2 separate regions of the Homo sapiens genome follow, and region 1 is linked to region 2. Evidence: chromatin loops called from intact Hi-C (ENCODE). Cell type or tissue: HepG2. All regions are shown on one strand. Links, peaks and the distances in the headings refer to the core of each region. The heading gives the core; the rest is flanking DNA.

Evidence for each region. A loop is a pair of places that touch in the nucleus more often than their neighbours do. Peaks named below come from ENCODE experiments on the same cell type or tissue, not always from the same donor. Only the 100,000 strongest peaks of a DNase experiment are listed, where the experiment ranks them.
Region 1: it touches region 2 in a loop (16-fold over the local background); 12 of 110 quality-filtered maps call a loop at or near these places.

What each region holds. Positions count from the first base shown.
Region 1 is chr20:9,879,853-9,890,176 of GRCh38, forward strand. No RefSeq gene overlaps it. Among named protein-coding and RNA genes, the nearest start is that of PAK5, 46 kb to the left of the region's middle. In HepG2, for the core only: CTCF peaks have their summits at 4,405 (motif pointing left) and 5,011; no DNase peak of the experiment used is centred there.
Region 2 is chr20:9,611,154-9,621,477 of GRCh38, forward strand. All of the region lies in intron 3 of PAK5 (p21 (RAC1) activated kinase 5), which reads right to left. LOC101929348 (a long non-coding RNA gene) reads left to right here and starts at 8,854. Exons shown (of 3, transcript XR_244242.4): 1 at 8,854-8,938. RefSeq lists an enhancer at 5,279-5,468. In HepG2, for the core only: CTCF peaks have their summits at 6,088 (motif pointing right) and 6,987; DNase peaks (open chromatin) are centred at 6,098 and 6,998.

The DNA.
Region 1 (10,324 bases), core at 1,537-9,536, 270 kb after region 2:
CTGGGCTTAACTGTCTACAGATATATTTCTTATCTCTCCCGTCACCCTTTTTTTGTTGTTCTGCCTGGAATTAGAGGTGAGGTGAGGCTGATTCCTGCAGATTCTATACCTCAGGGTGGGTCAGCCAGCCTCTGATAGGGTTTCACCTATGGTGGCACTGGTGGTGGTTAGAAAGGTGCAGGAAGGGTCCTTCTGTCATCCTTCTTCCTCTTGAGCAGATGATATCTTAGTAGCCCTGTCTCCCTGTGTGGTTCCAGCTCTTCTATGCCATGATGGTTCCAACCTGCACTGGAACCCCTGTCTCTTGGGTTTCACTAACATTGCTTCTTCCCTCTCTCACATCAGCCTAGGATGGTAGCACCTTCCTGCTGCAGCTAATCTCAGATTGTTTCATATTCCCATGTGTCTTCCCAGTACTTCCATCACCTCTGTAATCAGCACACTCTGCCTCACCCCCAAGCACCATTACTAAAACCCTCAAGTGGGTTTTACCAACCCTTTTGATTATCAGTACATCAAGAAATATATTCTGCAGTTACACGTGTGCATGTGTGAAGTGACATATTTCTAAGTTTATTATTTGCTTTAATGTTTACAGTAGTTGAAAAATTAGAATAAGGCACTGTTAATAATGGTATACCCATAAAATGGAATGTTGTATAGGCATTAAAAAGAATAAGGCAAAATTTTATGCTTTAAAATAATTTTAGTTAACAGGTAATAATGGTACATATTTATGGGATACAAAGTGATATCTCAATAACTGTATACGATGTGTAATGATCAAATCAGGGTAATTGGCATATCCATCACCTCAAACACTTATCATTTCTTTGTGCTTTGAACATTCAAAATCCTGTCTTCTAGCTTTTGAAAATATACAACAAATTATAGTTAACCATATTCACCTTACAGTGCTGCAGAACAGCAGAACTCATTCCTCCTATCTAGCTGTAATTTTGTACCCATTAACTAATCTCTCCACATTCTTCCCTACCCCCTACCCTTCCAAGCCTCTGTTACTCACATTCAATGAGCTCAATTTTTTTCAGCTCTCACATATGAATGAGAACATGTGGTATTTATCTTTCTGTGTCTGACTTACTTTGCTTAATGTAATATCTTTCAGTCTTATTCACATTACCACGAGTGACAGGATTTCATTCTGTTTTTATGACTGAATCGTATTCCATTGTGTATATATATCACATTGTTTTTATCCATTCATCTATTGATGGACATGTAGGTTAATTACATATCTAAGCTACTGTGAATAGTGCTGCAGTAAACATGGGAGTGCAGGAATCCCTTTGACATACTGATTTCCTTTCCTTTGGATAAATACCCAGTAGTGGGATTGCTGGATCATATAGCAGTACTATTTTGAGTTTTTTGAAATACCTTCACAGTGTTTTCCATAATGGCTGTACCAATTTACAGTCCCATCAATAGTGTATAAGAGTTCTTTTTTTCTGCATCCATGTCAGCAAATGCTATTGTTTGTCTTTTTGAAAATAGCCATTCTAATTGGGGTGAGATCATATATTTTTGTGGTTGTGATTTGCATCATTTCCCTGTTGATTAGTGATGTTCAACACTTTTTTTTTTTTTTTTTTTTTTTTTTTGAGACAGAATCTTGCTGTCACCCAGGCTGGAGTGCAGTGGTGCGATCACGGCTCACGGCAGCCTTGACCTCCCAGGCTCAAGCAATCCTCCCACTTTAGCCTTCTGAGTAGCTGGAACTGCAGCTGTACACCACCACACCTGGCTAATTTTTGTAATTTTTGTAGAGATGAGGTTTTGCCATGTTGCCCAGGCAGACTCCTGGGCTGAAACAATTCACCTGCCTTGGCCTCCCATGGTATTGGGATTGCAAGCATGAGCCACCTGTTGTATTGAGTTCCTTTTATGCTCTGGATATTAGTCCTTTGTTGAATGGATAGCTTGCTAATATTTTCTCCTGTTAAATAGATTGTTTCTTGTCTCTTCACTCCGTTGTTGCTTTTGCTATACTGAAGTTTTTTAATTTGATATAGTCTAATTTAGCTATTTTTGTTATGTTGCCTGTGTTTTTGAAATCTTAGCAATAAAATCTTCACCAAGACCTAAGACATTTCTCCTGTTTTCTTCTAGTCTAGTAGTTTTATCGTTTCAGATCTTATGCTTAAGTCTTTAACGTATTTTGAGTGAATTTTTGTGTATGGTGAGAGATGGGGATGTAGTTTCATTTTTCTGCACATGGATATCCATTTTCCCAGCACCATTTATTTAAGAGGATATCCTTTCCCCAGTGTAGGTTCATGGCACCTTTGTAAAACATTAGTTGGCTGTAAATATATGGATTTGTTTCTGGTTTCTCTATATTGTTCCATTGGTCTATGTGTCTCTTTTTATACTAATACTATGCTGTTTTGGTTACTACAGCTTTTTCTATTTTTTTGAAGAATGTCATTGGTATTTTTACTGGGATTGCATTGATTCTGTAGATTGCTTTGGGTAGTATTGTCATTTTAACAATATTAATTCCTCAAATCCATGAACATGGGTGTCTTTCCATTTGTCTGTGTCCTCTTCAGTTTATTTCATCAATGTTTTGTAGTTTTAATTATTGAGGCCTTTCACTTCTTTGGTTAAATTTATTCCTAGGCATTGGTATTTTATTTTTTGTAGCTACTGTAAATGGGATTGCTTTCACTGGATTGCCAATGGAAAGGAAATCATTGCCTGTAGCTGAATAATAAAGTAACTGAAAAAGAAATAAAGACAATGATTTCCTTTTCAGCTACTTTATGATTGATGTATAGAAATGCTACTGATTTTTGTATGTTGATTTTGTGTACTGCAACTTTACTTCATTCATTGCTCCTTTTTCAGAGAATTTTGGTTTTTAGGTTTTTCTAGGTAGAAGATCATATCATCTGCAAAGGAACAATCTGACTTTCTGTTTTCCAATTTGGATGCCCTTTATTTTTTTCTCTTGCCTGATTGCTCTGGCTAGGACTCCCAGTCCTACATTAAATAAGAGTGGTAAAAATGGGCATCCTTTTCTTGTTCCAGTTCTTAGAGGAAAGGCTTTCAGCTTTTCCCCATTCAGTAAGATGTTAGCTGTGGGTTTGTTGAATATAGCCTTTATTGTGTTGAAGTGTATTCCTTCTAAATTTTTTAGCGTTCTTATCATAAGGAGGTATTCAATTTTATTAGATGCTTTTTCTGTGTCTGTTGAAGTGATTGTATGGTTTTGTCCTTCATTCTGTTGATGTGATGTATCCTATTGATCAATTTGCATATGTAGAACCATTCTTTCACCCCTAGAATGAATCCCATTTGAATATGGTGTATCATCTTTATGACGTGTTGTTGAATTTGGCTTGCTAGTATTTTCTCAAGGATTTTTGCATGTATTTTCATCTGCGTTATTGGCCTATAGTTTTGTTGCTGTTTGTGGTGTGTCCTTGTCTGGTTTTGGTATCAGGGTAAAGAATTTTATGATTTGGAGTGAAAAGAATCTCCAAGATATATTGTTAAAGGACAAAAATGAGGTGTAGACCATGTATATATATCTCAAAATTATACATTTGAAATGGAAGAATAATGGAGTGACATAATTTTTAAATTTTTTTAAATTAAAAAATTATTTTATTTTTGAGACAGGGTTTTGCTCTGTCACCCAGGCTGGAGTGCAGTGCTGCGACCGTGGCTCACCGCAGCTTAATCTCCTAGGCTCACTCAAGTGATCCTCCTGCCTCAGCCTCTCAAGTAGCTGGGACCACCGGTGCGCAGCACCATGCCTGGCTATTATTCTTATTTTTTGTAGAGATGAGGGTCTCACTATGTTGCCCAGGCTAGTGTCAAATACCTGAGCTCAAGTGATCCTCCCACCTCAGCTTCCCAAGGTGCTAGGATTACAAGAATGAGCCACCATGCTCAGCCCATGTAGTCAATAAGGATGATAAGGAGACTTTTTGATATTGCCTACTTTTTCTACCTTCTATGCATTTGTTAACATTCCAAAATTTTGTAATCTTTAAATAAAAATGATTATTATTAAACACGAAAATGTATATAAGGTGCCTAGCATAGTTAAAACAACAACAACAACAAGAGCCTGAGCTGCCAAAGTGGGCTCACTGGATTTGAAAGTTTCCTCTACTCTTTATTAGCTACATGACCCTGATTAATATCCTTAACCTTTCTAAGAGACAGCTTACTCACTTATAAAATGGGGATAATAATAGTACCTGCCTCATAGCGTGGGGGTATAGTGAGATGACCCATGAATAATACTTAACATAGAGCACAGCCTATAATGAGTCTTTTTAATCACCTTGGACTATCTTGTTTTCACTCTAATCTTAAAATTAAAGGAGATTTCTTTATCCAAACCTAGGATGAGTGTGTGAGGCAGCATGGTGGAGCCATCTAGGGGAAAAGCAAAGAAAAAGATTTCTCCCTGTCTATCCCTACTCTGTACCTAACTCATAGATCAAGGAATTTGGTCCCTAAAGGGAAGGAGCCCCCACCCCCACCCATGTAGCTATTACTTGGGAGCTGTTTTCTAGCAGAGCCCTTTCATGTCACCACCACCCTCATGAAGGTGTTAAGATGTTTATAACAGTGATCTGTGGCACTAAATCAAAGTGCACCAAAGTAATAAACATGAGGATGAAAGCAGGTGGGGCTTGAGGGATGGAAGATGGTGATTATATTTGAATTCTGAATTGAGCAGTTAGAAAAAAATAGACTCTAGCAGCACCTTTTAACACACATATTTACAGTGGCCAGACATGCATGTCTTCCAGCAAGGAAGAGGAAGAAGAAGGAGAAGGAGAGACAAATTAAGATTTTTTATCAAAGAAACTCCATATTTTTTATTGTAGTGGGAACAACAGATTGCTCCCCAGGTGAAAGATCTGCATTGATAAGCATTAAAAAGCACCAGAATGTTATTTCTTCAGCCTCTGTAGGAATCTTTCCCACCACGCTGATGGGAACTAAGGAAGTGTGCGCCCTCTTTCTGGACAGTAGAAGAACTTCATGGACAACTCCAAATTCAAGGATGACTAGTCAGGATAAAAAGAGGCTATAAAAAAGATGGAGTAAATAAAAGATTAGATGTATCATCCCTAAGATATGGAGCAAGCCCATGTACTTAAAAAATACTCTAAAGTCTAGAAAATAAACATAAAGATGAAAAGCATAATCTTCACACCTTTAATGACATTCAGGAAATCATACATTCTAAAAAATAAAACTCAAATATAAAGTAAGACAAGTTCAAGTAAAAAGGAAATGGATTAAAGGAAGACAGGAAATGTAAAAGACCAGAATATGGTAAGAGCTTAGAGAAATCTATAAAGGATAATTAAAATCAGTCTTAGTCAATAAATGGAGATAAGAGATAATAAAAGGTGTTAATGGATAGATGGATGGATGGGTGTTAAGGATGGATGAAATACATGGGGGTTCATTATGCAATTATATCCACTTTTAAAATATTCAAAATACTCCATGCGTAAAATAATCCTTCTTAGAAATAATAAGACATTGCAGAAAAGCAAGTCTCTAATTTGGAAAACTCCAAGAATGCAGAGGTAAAGTTCTAGGACTTAAAAAGATGAGTAGAGAAATGAAAGATATAGAGAAGAAAAAGAAAGCAAATAACCCAATAATTTATTTATCTATAATGTAAAAAATCAGATTAAATAATGAAAAAAACACTCCTGTAATCCCAGCAGTTTGGGAGGCCAAGGCAGGCGGATCACCTGAGGTCAGGAGTTCGAGACCACCCTGACTGACATGGTGAAATCCCATCTCTACTAAAAATACGAAAATTAGCCGGGTGTGATGGTGGGCGCCTGTAATCCCAGCTGCTGGGGAGGCTGAGGCAGGAGAATCTCTTGAACCTGGGAGACAGATGTTGCAGTGAGCCGACATCATGCCATTGCACTCCAGGCTGGGTGACAAGAGGGAAACTCCATCTCAAAAAAATAAAATAATAACAATAATAATGAAAAAATAATAAAGTTATTTTGCTTTTTAAAGCCAGAGGAGAAATTAAATCTAAGAGGAGAAATTATTTCTAAGGAGCTTATAATAAATGGGATCAAATTAAAGAAAAATATGTAAGAAATATATATTTTTGGTGGCATTTTTATTTCAAGGAGAGAGAAACAAATTTTTACAAGAATCAAAGAGGGAAAAAAATAGCAAGTAAAAAAGAAAATTCCTCACATGAGTTCTCTACAGCTTTTAAAAATTGGAAACCAATGGTGCATTATCTACAGTGGCTTATGGAGAAAAGACTGTAATGGAAGACTCAGGTAGCCAGTTGTATCAATCAGGTTTCCTAGTGGCAGACAAGAGAATCTTCTCTAGGTAGTTTTAGCAGACAAGTCTTTGTTAAAAGATCCTTGGTCATCTACAGAATTTTTGGGAGGACCATTATACACTCAAGAACCAAGCAGTCTGAGAAAACAACTAACCACACCCACCCACTCTTTGGCAGCTATACAGTAGCAAGAGAAACCCAGTGTCTCTGATCCATCTGTTCCAGATCTGAGTGCTCCTGTGACACACATACATAGTTCAGCGGTATTGTGGGTTCAGTCCTAGGTCACTGCAATAAAGTGTATATCCCAGCAAAATGAGTCATACAGATTTTTTTAGTTTTACATTTATCACTGTAAAACCAATAACAATTTTACAACTAGTTTTGTACATAGCTGTTATATGTAGGGCCATCTGTCTTTAAGTAGGGATACATTACTGTAAAAAAGAAAAAGAATCCTAGATAGTTTTTCCTTCAAGTCAAGTATTTGTAGTTTGAATACATCTCCTGTTTTTTTTCTTAAAAAAAAAAAAAAGTTGGAGTCAATCCTCTGAAATCCTGCCATGGCTTTAACAACTAAATTATGTAATATTCTTAATTTTTTATTGTCATTTAATAATGTTCACTGCATCTTCTGCAGTAGATTCCATCTCAAGAAACCAGTTTCTTTGGTTATTCATAAGAAGCAACTCCTCAACCATTAAAGTTTTATCAAGAGATTGCAGCAATTCAGTCACACCTTCAGGCTTCACTTTTAATTCTAGTTCTCTTGCTATTTCCACTGTATCTGCAGTGGCTTCTTCCAATAAAGTCTTAAACCCCCCAAAGTCATCCATGAGGGTTGGAATCAACTTCTTCCAATCTCCTGATCATGTTGATATTTTTGCCTCCTCCTATGAATTATGAATGTTTTTAATGGCATCTAGCATTGTGAATCTTTTCCAGAAGGTTTTCAATTTACTTTACCTAGATCCATTAGAGGAATCACTATCTATAGCAGATAAAGCCTTACAAAACATATTTCTTAACAAGACTGGAAGATCAAAATTACTCTTTGAATCATGAGCTTCCAAATAGATATTGTGTTAGCAGCTATGAAAACAAGATTAATCTCCTTGTACATCTCCATCAGAGGTCTTGGGTGACCAGTTGTATTGTCAATGAGCAGTAATGCTTTAAAAAGGATCTTTTTTTCTGAGCAGGAGGTCTCAATAGTTGGCTTAGAAGATTCAGTAAACCATGGTAAACAGATGTGTCATTATCCAGGCTTTGTGATCCATTTCTAGAGCACAGGCAGAGTAGATTTAGCATAATTCTTAAGAGTCCTAGGATTTTTGGAATGATAAATGAGCATTGGCTTCAACTTAAACTCACGAGCTGCATTAGTCCCTAACAAGAGCCTCAGCCTGTTCTTTGAATCTTTGAAGCCAGGAATTGACTTCTCCTTATGAAAGTCCTAGATGGCATTGTTTTCCAATAGACAGCTGCTTTGTCTACAATGAAAATCTTTTGTTTAGTGAGCCACCTTCATCAATCAGCTTACCTAGATCTGGATAACTTGCTGCAACTTCTCTGTCAGCACTTGCTGCTTTACATTGCATTTTTATGTTATGGAGATAGCTCCTTTCCTCAAACCTCATGAAACAACCTCTGCTAGCTTCAATCTTTCTTCTGCAGCTTCCTTATCTTTTTCAGCCTTAATGGAATTGAAGAGAGTTAGGACTTTGCTCTGGATTAGGCTTTGGCTTAAGGAAACATTGAGGCTGGTTTCATTTTCCATCCAGACCACTCAAACTTTCTCCATACCAGCAAGAAGATTGTTTTATTTTCTTATCATTTGTTCACTGGAATAGCATTTTTAATTTCCTTCAAAAACTTTTTCTTTGCATTCACAACTTCACTGTTTGGCACAAGGAGAATAACTTTTGGCCCGTCTCAGCTTTTAACGTGCCTTCCTTAGTAAGCTTAATAATTTTTAGCTTTTGATTTAAAGTAAGAGATGTGTGACTCTTCCTTTAACTTGAAGACTTAAAGGCCATTTTAGGGTTATTAATCTACCTAATTTCCATATTGTTGTGTCTCAAGGATTAGAGAGGCCTGAGGAGAGGGAGAGAGATGGGGGAACCGTTGGTTGGTAGAGCAGTCAGAACACACACAACGTTTATTGATTAATTTCCCCATCTTATATGGGCACAGTTTGTGTCACACCCCAAAAAATTACAATAGCAACATCACAGATCACCATAACAGATATAATAATAATGAAAAAGTATGAAACAGTGAGAATTACCAAAATGTGATACAGAAACACAAAGCGAGCACATGGCATTGAAAACACTGGCATGGACAGAGATGGCTGGGAGCAGTGGCTCACGCCTATAATCCCAGCACTTTGGGAGGCCGAGGTGGGTGGATCACTTGAGGTCAGGAGTTTGATACCAGCCTGGCCAACATGGTGAAATGTCTCTACTAAAAATACAAAAATTAGCCAGGCCTGGTGGCACATGCCTATAATCCTAGCTACTGGGGTGGCTGAGGCAGGAGAATTGCTTGAACCTGGGAGGCGGAAGTTGCAGTGAGCCAAGATTGCACCACTGCACTCCAGCCTGGTCAGAGAAGCAAGACTCCATCTCAAAAACATAACAAAAAAAAAAGAAAACTCTGGCGTGGACAGACTTGCTCAATACAGGGTTGCCACAAACTTTCAATTTGTAAAAAACACAGTATTTGTGGAGTGCAATAAAGTGAACCGTAATAACACAGGACATGCCCATGCTTTGCCCCTCCCTGCTTTATTGAGGTACAGTTGACAAATAAAAAATTACATGTATTTAAGGTATGCGACATGGTGTTTTGATAGAAGTACATATTACCTCTTGTAATGATTCCACAATCAAACTAATGTATGTATCCATCATTTTATGTAGTTACCAAGTATGTGTGTGTGGTGAGAATACTTGTAAGTTACTCTCTTAGCAAATTATGTTTATCATACATTATTATTAACTATAATTACCATTTGCCATACATTACTGCTAACTGTATTTACCATGCTGTACTCACCACATTTAACATGTTTAGATTCCACATATAGATGATTATATTAGTCCGTTCTCATGCTGCTAATAAAGTCATACCACAGACTGGGTAATTTATAAAGGAAAGAGGTTTAATAGACTCACAGTTCCACATGACTGTAGAGGCCTCGCAATCATGGCAGAAGGTGAAGGAGGAGCAAAGGCATGTCTTACATGGAGGCAAGCAAGAGAGCATGTGCAGGGGAACTGCCCTTTATAAAACCATCAGATTTCTTGAGACTTATTCACTATCACAAGAACAGCACAGGAAAAACCCGCCCCATGATTCAATTACCTTCCAACCAGGTCCCTCCCATGACATGTGAGGATTAGGGGAGCTACAATTCAAGAAGAGATTTGTATGGGGACATAGCCAAACCATATCAGTGATATTATCTAATATTTGTCTGCTGTATTTGGGATATACTTGCCAGAAATTCGTCTGTCTCCCATGTGTCCATGGACTTATGGTTTCATTTTCACTTCTTCATATTGAAGGGTATTTCTGATTGACAGGAAGATCACATGCAAAACCCTGGCTGCAAGGAAGTCTGGGAAATGTAGTATTCAGCTTTCTAGCCACATAGCAGTGCTATTTAAAGTGTGTTTCATGGACCAGCGGCAGGTCTCATTTTGCTAGTTGTCAAAGAAATGGTACGTACAGAAATTAAGAGTAGTTCTTTAGAAATCCTTTATCTATTTAACAGAGTAGTAGAGTCTGTTGAATATGATAATTTTTAAGTGAGGTTTATTTTTTGTGTTTTAAATTTTGTTGTTTTTTTTCTTGTTGTATATTACAAAAGTATTGATCTGTGGCAGATTGAAAAGAAACTGGTATGTACCACGGATAATTTGAGAAAAATTGTTATATAAAATACCTGTCAGTTAGCTAGAAGGAGGTTGAAATGAATGCCAAAAG
Region 2 (10,324 bases), core at 1,094-9,093:
TGGCCTATTGGAATCCCTTTGCCTGCATAGGCAGAGAAGTGGTAATGCCGGGGAGTAATATGCCACTCTGGAATAGGAATTATTTTAAGTGGAGGCAATTGAGAAAAAGTGGATTCAGAATGAACTCTCTACTCTCCTCCTATCTGCCCAAAAACAGAACATAAAGTCCTGTTGTGAAGGTGTCCCTGCCCCCACCCAAACTGCCATTCCAGGAAGGGGATAACGGCCTTATTATCAGAGAAGAGATGGTACTGAGAGAGTCTACACAAACACACCTTACTCACTAACCCTATCTTTTATATGTTTCCCCATGTGTTTACCTTCCCACAATTTGCCACCCCAATCATCAAAAGCTCTTTTCTTGTCACTTCTCTACAAAATTATCCATCTTTGTTAAGATGCCATATAAGCCCCAAGGTCTAGTCACCCCTTTGAGTTACTCACCACGGAGTTCTCCCGTGTATATGCAAGCTGCACGTGCTAATAAACTTCAGCCTGTCTGTTTGTTTTTATTGTTGTTCTTCACCTATCTTTCATAACTCTAATTTGCAGGGCCTCAGCTGAAGAACCCAGAAGACAGTGGAAAAAGTTTTTCCCTCCCTATATGGGAGTGTGAGAGCCCAACTCTGCCTCAAGAGAGAAGAAAGTCTAAGGAGTTACTTGTGCTCCAGAGCTCCCTGGGAATCAGACAGAGGTGGGAATTTACTTGAGACTGTCCATTACTCACTTTTGTCCCTTTCCTGCCTATTTCCTTCATGCAATTACTAGTTTTTCTTGGGAACACTTCCTCCATAAATTCTTTGTGCAGGAACTACCACTGTGATGTCTCTTCTAGGGAGCCGTCCTGAAAAACTCTGTTCTCCTCTTTGCAGGCAAAACAATGTCATTCTGCCACCCCCATGCCCCTGAGGCACAGGGTGTCTGGCCCCCCATGGAAAATGCTGCAGGGATATGTACTGATTAGACACTGAAACAGAGCAGACAGCAGACCCCCAAATCTAATGCTCTCAATGAGGCCCGTCCTCTGGGGCCGCCCTGCCCTCAGCTCCTACACGCGGCTCCAGTTCTCACTGGGCCCTGTCTGTTGTTCCTCCTGGCACACTTAGCGCATTTCCTCTTAATGTCGTCTCCGTCTGGAGAACATATTTCTCAGTGTATTTGGCCGTTCTCACACTGCTATAAAGAAACACCTGAGACTGGGTAATTTATAAAGAAAAGAGGCTTAATTGGTTCAAGGTTCTGCAGGCTGTACAGGAAGCATAAGTCTGGCATCTGCTCAGCTTCTGGGGAGACCTCAGGAAACTTACAATCACAGCAGAAGGCAAAGGAGAAACAGCCATGTCACATGGCCAGAGCAGGAGCAAGAGAGAGAGTGGGGAGGGGCCGCACATTTGTAAACAACCAGATCTTGCAAGAACTCACTCATTATCATGAGGACAGTACCAAGACGGTTGGTGCTAAACCGTTCGTGAGAACTCCACCCCCCCGATCCAATCACCTCCCACCAGGCCCAGGCTCCAACATGAGTGATTACAATGCAACATGAGATTTGAGCAGGTTACAAAGATCCAAACCATATCACCCAGCTACCCCCAGAGGCGCTCCCTCAACCCATTCTCATCTTTGCTGAAATGTTACTTTACCTTCTTGGACCACCCCATTACCCTGTCACTTTTTCCCCTTTTCTCTAGTTTCCTCATGACATTTATCACCACGTGATGTTTATTAGTTTTTACTGTATCTCCCCCCCCATTAGACTATACAATCTATTAAAAATAGACTTTATTTTACCTATTATTCAATCCCTATTACCTAGAACAGACATGATGAAAAATTGTCTACAAAAGTCCAAAGAGCTAATATTTTAGGTTTTGTGGGCCATCAAGTCTCTGTGGCAACTACTTAACTACTCTGCCACAGCACAGAAGTGGCAATAGAAAATGTAGAAATGAATGAGTGTGGTTGTATTCCAATAAAACTTTATTGACAAAAACAGATGGGATGTCCATTTTCCAGTGACACGTAGGAAGCTTGGAGGTTGCCATGCCATCCTAACAATAATTTAAAAACTAAACAAACAGAAAATTTCAAGAATCTTCTTAGTTCTGTCAGAGAAGTAAGGCCACAGGGCAAACTGCTCCTCCAAATTTGGAGAGGCAGACAGGAGGATACAGAAGATCACAGCTTACCAGAGCAGAAACCCACAGGCAGAACTGTCCATGGGAACCAGTACTGGGTAGGAAATCTGAACTGGGATTGAGGAGTTGCTGGGAGCTCAGTGTGCACAGGTCTGGGAGTTAAAATCTCCAGGAGGGCCCAATCTGAGGGGGCACCCACCCTTTTGTGAGTTTTATCTCCAGGAGCTTAACCAGGTTCTCACAGTGACTATCAGAGAAAAATCTGTTCATGCTTCTGTCAGGAGGAGGGAAAAAGAAACCACTTAAAAATATGCCATAGCATTTAGTTCTTAACAAGGCCTTCCCTCAATAGAAATCACTTTATCAGAGCTTAAACTGTTGGTTTTTAATTTTTTTGCAGAGCCTAATGGACCTGGAGGAAAATAAAAACCCAACTCCATTTCCCCCTAGCCACCCTGTCCTAGCTCAGGGAAAAACTGAGAAGCTGAATGAAGCTCACAGTCCAGGGCACAGGCTCAAGACAGACTGGGTCCTAATCACAGGTCTACACACTGAGTCCTAATCACAGGGCTATGGAACCCTTCCCTTCCCCACACCTCACCAAAGGCCTATTTGCCACCGTTTCTGACCCAGTGCATCACATCTGGCTATCAACAAACAATCACAAGGCATAAAAAAAGGTAAAGACCACAGTCTGAAAAGACAGAGCAAATGTCAGAACCAGACTCAGCTATGGCACGGATGTTGGAACTATGAGACTGGGGATTTAAAATAACTATGATTCATGTGCTAAGGGCTCTAATGGATAAAGTGGACAGTAAGCAAGAACAGATGGGCAATGTAAATAGAGAGATCAAAGTTCTAAGAAAGAATAAAAGAGAAATGCGAGAGATCAAAAACACTAACAAATGAAGGATGCTTCTCACGGGCTCATTAGTAGGCTGGGCACAGCTGAGAAAGACTCTCTGAGGCTGAGGATATCTCAATAGAAACATCCAGAACTGAAAAGCAAAGGGAAAAAATGCTGAATGAAAAAGGCATAGAATATCCAAGGACTGTGGGATAATTAGAAAAGGTATATGTTTAATAGGAATACCAAAAGGAGAAGACAGAGAGAAAGGAACAGATGGAAAGTTGGAAACAATAATGACTGAAAATCAGACACCAAACCACAGATCCAGGAAGCTCAGAGAACACCAACCACGATGAATGTCAAAATTAAGCCTAGCCACATTGTTTTCAAACTACAGAAAAATCAGATAAGGAAAAAAATCCCAAAAGATGCCAAAGGTGAAAAACACCTTACTTCCTTAGAGGAACAAAGGTAAGAATTTCATCTGACTTCATGGAAACCATGCAAGCAAGAAGACAGTGGAGTGAAATATTGAATGTGTTGAGAAAAAAACTCCACCAGTCTAGCATTCTATACTCTGTGACATTATCCTCCAAAAGTAAAGGAGACTTAAAGGCTTTCTCAGACAAACAAAAATTCAGGGAATTTGATGCTAGCAGATCTGCCTTGTTAAATGTTCAAAGAAGTTATTCAAGGCAATAAAAATTGTTATAGGTCAGAAGGTCATATCTACATAACAAAAGAAAGAACATCAGAGAAGAAATAAGTGAAGGTAAAATGAAATTTTTAACTTGTTACTCTTAATCTAACAGATCAATTTGTTCAAAATTATTGTAGCCACAATGTATTAACATATATACAAATGTGCTACCGAGCCATGAAAAGATATGAAGGAAACAAATGCATATTACTAAGTAAAAGAAGCCAATCTGAGAAAAGCTATGTAATATATAATTCCAACCACAGGACTCACTGGAACAGGTAAAACTAAGGTGGCAATAAAAGGATTAGTGGTTGTCCGGGGTTAGGGTGTGGGAGGGATGAACAGGTAGAGCACAGAGGATTTTTTAGGGCAGCGATTCTTTATGATATGACAATGGTAGATACAGCTCAGACACTTGTCAAAACCCATAGAATGTGCAAATGAAAAGTGAACCCTGATGTGAACTATGGACTTTGAGTGATAATGACGTGTCCATGGAGGTTCTTTGACTGCAACAAACATGCCACTTTGGTAGAGAATGTCGATCAAGGGGGAGGCTGTGCATGTGTAGGGGCAGGGGGCATATGGAAATCTCTGTACTTTCCACTTAATTTTGCAGTGAACCTAAAACTGCTCTAAAAAGCAAAGTCTATTAAAGAAAATTCACAATAACCTAAAACAGATGTAGGCTAGATTTGGCCAGAGGGCTACAGTTTGTCGAATCTTGACTTAGAATAAGTCCTTCGTTGAAGAAGTAAAAACTATAACAAAAACCACCAACCAAAGTGTGTTCCAGTTACTGCTGCTGCATAATAAATCACCCCCAAACAACTCTTTGATTTTGCATAATCGTGTGGGTCAGGAATTTTGGAAGGGCATCTGCTGGGCAGTTGTCGATCACTGTAGTCAGATATTGGCTGGGGCTGCAGCCACCTGAGGGCACAAGGGCCAGACATCCATGATGCTCACTCCCGTGGCCTGGCAGCGGATGGTGACTCTTGTCTGGGGGCACAGCTAGGCAGTCTGCTGGAGCACCACATGAGGCCTCTCCAGCATGGAGTTTTCTCAATGCTGCATGCTGCCCCCACAGCAAGCAACCCAAGAAAACCGGTGAAAGCTACATGGCCTTTCCTTTTCTAGTGCTGAGAAGCCTCAGAGTAACTTCTTCCCCATTCTTCTGGTTACAAGAGAATCAGGAGCCAGTCCCACGTCAAGGGGAGGGAAGGTAGACACCACCTCTGATGGGAAGCATGTCAAAGACACTGTGGCTAATTTTTAAAATAAAGCAATGTTGAAACTACACTCCATTGTACTTCTACCTGGAAGCAGGGGATGGGTAGAAATGAAATTAATATTTATCACTATGAACCATGCATGATGTCAAATACAGTACACATGTTAGCCCACAACAACTTCCTGAATTAAAAAGGGCAGTTCCTATATTACAGATGAGGAACTGAAAGCACAGAGAGTTTCAGGTGCTCCTCAAATTACGCCAGTAGCGAGTAGCAGATTCTAATGTCAACGCCAGATGTGCCCAATGTTCATCCTTCCAGACTATTTTATGCTGCTGGAAACACGGCAAAGACAAGTAGCATGTTGGGAAGGGAATCAGCGTTCTCTTCGGCTAAAGCCTTTGTGTTCTCTATGGTAGGGTTTCTCAAACTTTAACACATATATACATCCCCCGGGCATCTTGCGAAAATAGATTCTCATCCTTCAGGGCTGGGCTGGGGACTGAGATTCCACATCTAACAAGCTCCCAGGGGATGCTGCTGCTGCTAGCCTGTGGCTTGCACTGTGGGATGTGGGGCTCTATGGCACAGCAGGGTGATAATACACTGGGGTGCAGTGCCCAGACAAGGCCCAGAGAGCCAAGCAAAGCATGCGTCCTTCCTTAGGGGCCTGATAACCTTCCCTATTCTGGGGGCAGTGAGAGTCTAAGGATAGAAGTCCAGGGGTGGGTAGTGGGTGGAATGTGGTTGAATTCCTTGGCAGTCTGTCCCACAATGCCAGTAGGCATAGGAAGAAGTTAGAAATTGCCATTTTCTTCTGGGAAAATCTTTTTGTTTATTCTTTCACTTTGGTTTTTCTGGAGTTGTACAAAAATACGGATAATTGCAAAAAGCTGGACTATTGCAATTGTGTGTGATTCAGACAGAATAAGCCTGAGAGGCATAACTGAGTCCAGAAAAATGCCAAGTCATAAATCAAAAGTGAGATCAAACTAATTATTCCAAGTGAGTCGATGGCACAACACTTGTTTATCTCAATACATAATCGGCTTCACTAATTAAAATGCAAATTCGATTGCATTTATAACTGGTAACCCTGCCAAGTTAAAGCTTCAATACATCTGATGTGTGAGCTGTACGAACTTTTCAGGGACACTAGGTGGCGCCCGTGTACTTTTCTTGAGAAAGCCAGGCTGCTTTAACCATTTAAAATTTCAATCAGTGGAAAGAAACGAGTTAGCCCAGTGGTTCTCAAAGACATTGAGTCAAAACTCTGGGGATTGGGCCCCAGATCTGTACGGTAAGTAATTCTTCCCAGACGATTTTATTTTTATACCAGTTGGTTAATGTAATGACATTGGAAACAGCTAGCACAGTTAAGCGCTTAATTGCTTAATTGTAATATGATAAAACTGAGGCTGAGAGACTTACTCAATTTGCAGGGATGAGACCCAAGAATCCCAATCCTTTTTTTTTTTTTTTTTTTTTTTTGAAATGGAGTCTCGCTCTGTCACCCAGGCTGGAGTGCAGTGGTGCGATCTCGGCTCACTGCAAGCTCCACCTCTTAGGTTCGCGCCATTCTTCCGCCTCAGCCTCCCGAGTAGCTGGGACTACAGGCGCCCACCACCACGGCCGGCTGATTTTTTGTATTTTTAGTAGAGACGGGGTTTCACCGTGTTAGCCAGGATGGTCTCGATCTCCTGACCTCGTGATCCACCCGCCTCGGCCTCCCAAAGTGCTAGGATTACAGGCGTGAGCCACGACGCCCGGCAAGAATCCCAATTCTTATCTGAACAGCTCTTCTACCAAAGCACGAAAAATAAAAAAAGTGGAAGTTTACATGAGGTTTGTTGTCAAAGCATCAAAGATACCTTTAAGCCTCTAAATTGTGTCCTGAAATTGAAGATACATCTCAGAAGAAAAGGTCGAACCTATCAAAAGAAACGCTACAACGAATTAACATTCAGTGGAGGTAATATTAGTATAAGGAAAAATAAACATTATGTAAGCATGTGACAAATAGGCTTGTAATGTGGCTCTCACACAACTAGATGACAGCATACTCCAAGGAACATACAGCGCTGGGCGACACTATCAAGGGAGAAGGAACAGCTCTAGGAAGTGCCAGAACATACAGTAAATACTACATAACTCCAAAGAGTCAGGTACCCCCCCAAGTTTTAACCCCTCTAAATTATAATCAAATTGATAAAACATAGCTCCACTCCATGTGGCTACAGAGTTTTCTGTTAAGATCCCCTGCCCAGTGTTATTGCTGAGACATATGTTGATACACAGGACAGACTATTACGGCCTGGAACTTTTTTTTTTTTTTTTTTTTTGAGACAGAGTCTCGCTCTGTCACCCAGGCTGGAGTGTAATGGCACAATCTTGGCTCACTGCAACCTCTGCTTCCCGAGTTCAAGTAATTTTCCTGCCACAGCCTCCCGAGTAGCTGAGATTGCAGGCATGTGCCACCAGGCCCAGCTAATTTTTTTTTTTTTGTATTTTTAGTAGAGATGGGGTTTCACCATGTTGTCCAGGCTGGTCTTGAACTCCTGACCTCGTGATCCACCCACCTTGGCCTCCCAAAGTGCTGGGATTACAGGCGTGAGCCACTGCGCCCGGCTGGAACTTATTTTTAATTCAATCATCAAATCTTTATTGAGCAGGGTGACAGGTACAGTTCTATAAGTACAAGCAACTTAAGGAAAAGCTGAGATGAATCGATATTTTCATAACATATCATATGTTTCAGGACTGGAGGTTTTAAGAGGAAGAAAGGAAGGTAGAAAGTGGCTTCTCTCAGATTCTTTTCTCTCTCTTTCTTTCGTTTTTTTTTTTTTTTTTTTTTTTTTTTTTTTTTTAATCTCACTGTTGCCCAGGCTGGAGTGCAGTGATGGGATCATGGCTCACGGAAGCCTTGACCTCTTTGGCTCAAGTGATCTTCCCACCTCAGCCTCCTGAGTAGCTGGGACTACAGGTGTGTACCACCACAACTAGATAATTTTTGTATTTTTAGTAGAAACAGGGTTTCGCCTTGTTGCCCAGCCTGGTCTGGAACTCCTGGGTTCAAATGATCTGCCTGCCTCAGCCTCCCAAAGTGCTGGGATTACAAGTGTGAGCCACTGTGCCTGGCCAGATCCTATTGTTTACTGTTGTTTTACTTTAGGTAGACCAGAGAAAATAGAAACAAAGAAAGTTTGGAAGAAAAAAGCCATGACTGCTTTTGATCTCAGGAAACTTAGCTATTATCTAGGACATGGCAAGATAAAACTGAAAAACAATTCTATTCCTTCCACGCTTCTCTTTGAAGGAGACACACTTGGCAACCCTGGCCACACTTCTCTTACCCCTTTTCACTGCCCAATACTCTCATTTCTCAGACACCAAATCCCTAACAAACTTCTCAACTCCCAGTTCTTCCTGGCTTTTTCTCCTGCCCTGTCTGCTGTGTTCAGGTCCCTTTTAAGGGTGCCGTTGGATAAATATTTGAACATTCCTAAAGATGAGGAGCTCGCCTTTCCAAGGCAGCCCCTTGCATTGCTGGATAACACATTTCCAAGTCTTGCCCTATTGAGGTAAAGTACTGGAGTCTCTCCGTGCTGCCTTCACTTACCTCTTCCTATTTTTCCTTCCAGGGGATTCCTAGAGGTTATTAATTCCCCTGCTGTGGGACAGTCATTCAATGTTTGAAGAAAGTAATTGTTTACTTCCCTCCCTTGATTCTTTGACAGAAGATCACCAGGGCTCTCAACCAATCATCAGTGCTCTCAACCAATCATCAGTGCTCTCAGACAATCATCAGTGCTCTCAGCCAATCATTAGTGCTCTCAGCCAATCATCAGTACTCTCAGCCAATCATCAGATCACCTGAATTCTAGATTTTCCATCATCTCAGCCACCTTTTTTCACATGCAACTTGTTAAACGTTGTCCAAGGATGAGATGGAATGAAATGGACACCTTTAGTGTACAGATAACATGGACGGAAGTTCTGTTGTAACAAGGTGGGTACAGAAAGTGAGGGCAGAAATATGAATCAGCAACACTGCCCTCCACCACAGCCTTTATTTGCCCATTCACAACACTCTGTAATTAGAGCTAGATCACATGGACAATTATTTCCCCTTTGGAGTAAACATTCCTAGAAGGAAGGACTCATCCCTGATTTATTCAATGTTGTGTCCTCAGCACTGGGCTTGGTATTTGGCTGGCATTTGTTGAAACAAAGATCCTAAAAGGGAACAATGAAAATTTGAATTCAGGTCTCTTCAGAAGGATTGCGGAAAGCAGGAGGAGGATTCTGGGACCATCATGACCTAAACAATTCTCCCTCTCCTCCATGTTCAACTCCAGGGTGTCCACTTCTTTTGACCACATGGCGTCTGGGGCTGATGGGCAGTTGGACCAGCAAGGCTTGGGTGCTGAGGACATCTCAACAGAGAGAGCTTGTGGGCTTGCTTCCACCTGGATGGGGAAGAGGTTGCGCTCTAGCTGCTCATGGGTGGACAGCAGGCTCAGGTCCTGGGAAGAACATGGCTCACAGTGATATGGGGACCCAAGACCGTGAACTATGGCACCATGGATTTCCCAGCTCTGGAGATGTGGTGTTTAAAAGCTATACAGAGTCTCTGCCCTGGAGGTTGGGAGAGTCTGAGAGATGGTGGAGGAAGAGAGGGCTTCCTCCGTGCATCTCAATGGGGAATTGACAGTCTGCCTGCATGACGCCATCAGTCCCCAGGTGTAGTTTCCATTTTGTCTTCCTCTAATCATGGGACTACTACCACACAGAGAAAGAAAATAGCCAGAAAAAATATATATATATTAATATATTGTAACCAAAGGTATCCAGCAGCCAGAGAAAGAGAGAGAGAAAGAGAGAGAGAGAGAGAGAGAGAGAGAACAATGGCTCAGAACAGATTAAACTCTTACCCAACAAAACAGAGCTACCGGAAGAGACAGATGACAACTTGAATGTAAAAAGCAACAAGAGCATCTCTGTTGATTCAAGCACGACACAAAAGAGAGTGTCTGGAAATAGGCAATTCAAAGCATTGATTGAAGGAGAAGATGGTCACTGCTGAGACATGAGGTTTAGACTGACAAGTAGAAGAGATGTCTCAAAACCTATGCAAAAATATAAAGAGAGGAAAGTCATAGGGGAAAAAGAGACTTAACATGCAAAATAAGGGAGTGTCAGAAGAATAAAAAGGAACAGATGGCGGGCAGAATTTAACAAATAATAGATGATAATTTCCTTGAGCTAAGGACCTGAATAGACAGCTTAAAAAAATGTCATTAAGTTCAGGGCAGGACTGATTAAAAAAAAAAAAAAAAAAGACACACCTAGGCATATCCTGAAAAATTTTTCACTCTTAGAATAAAAAAAGTCT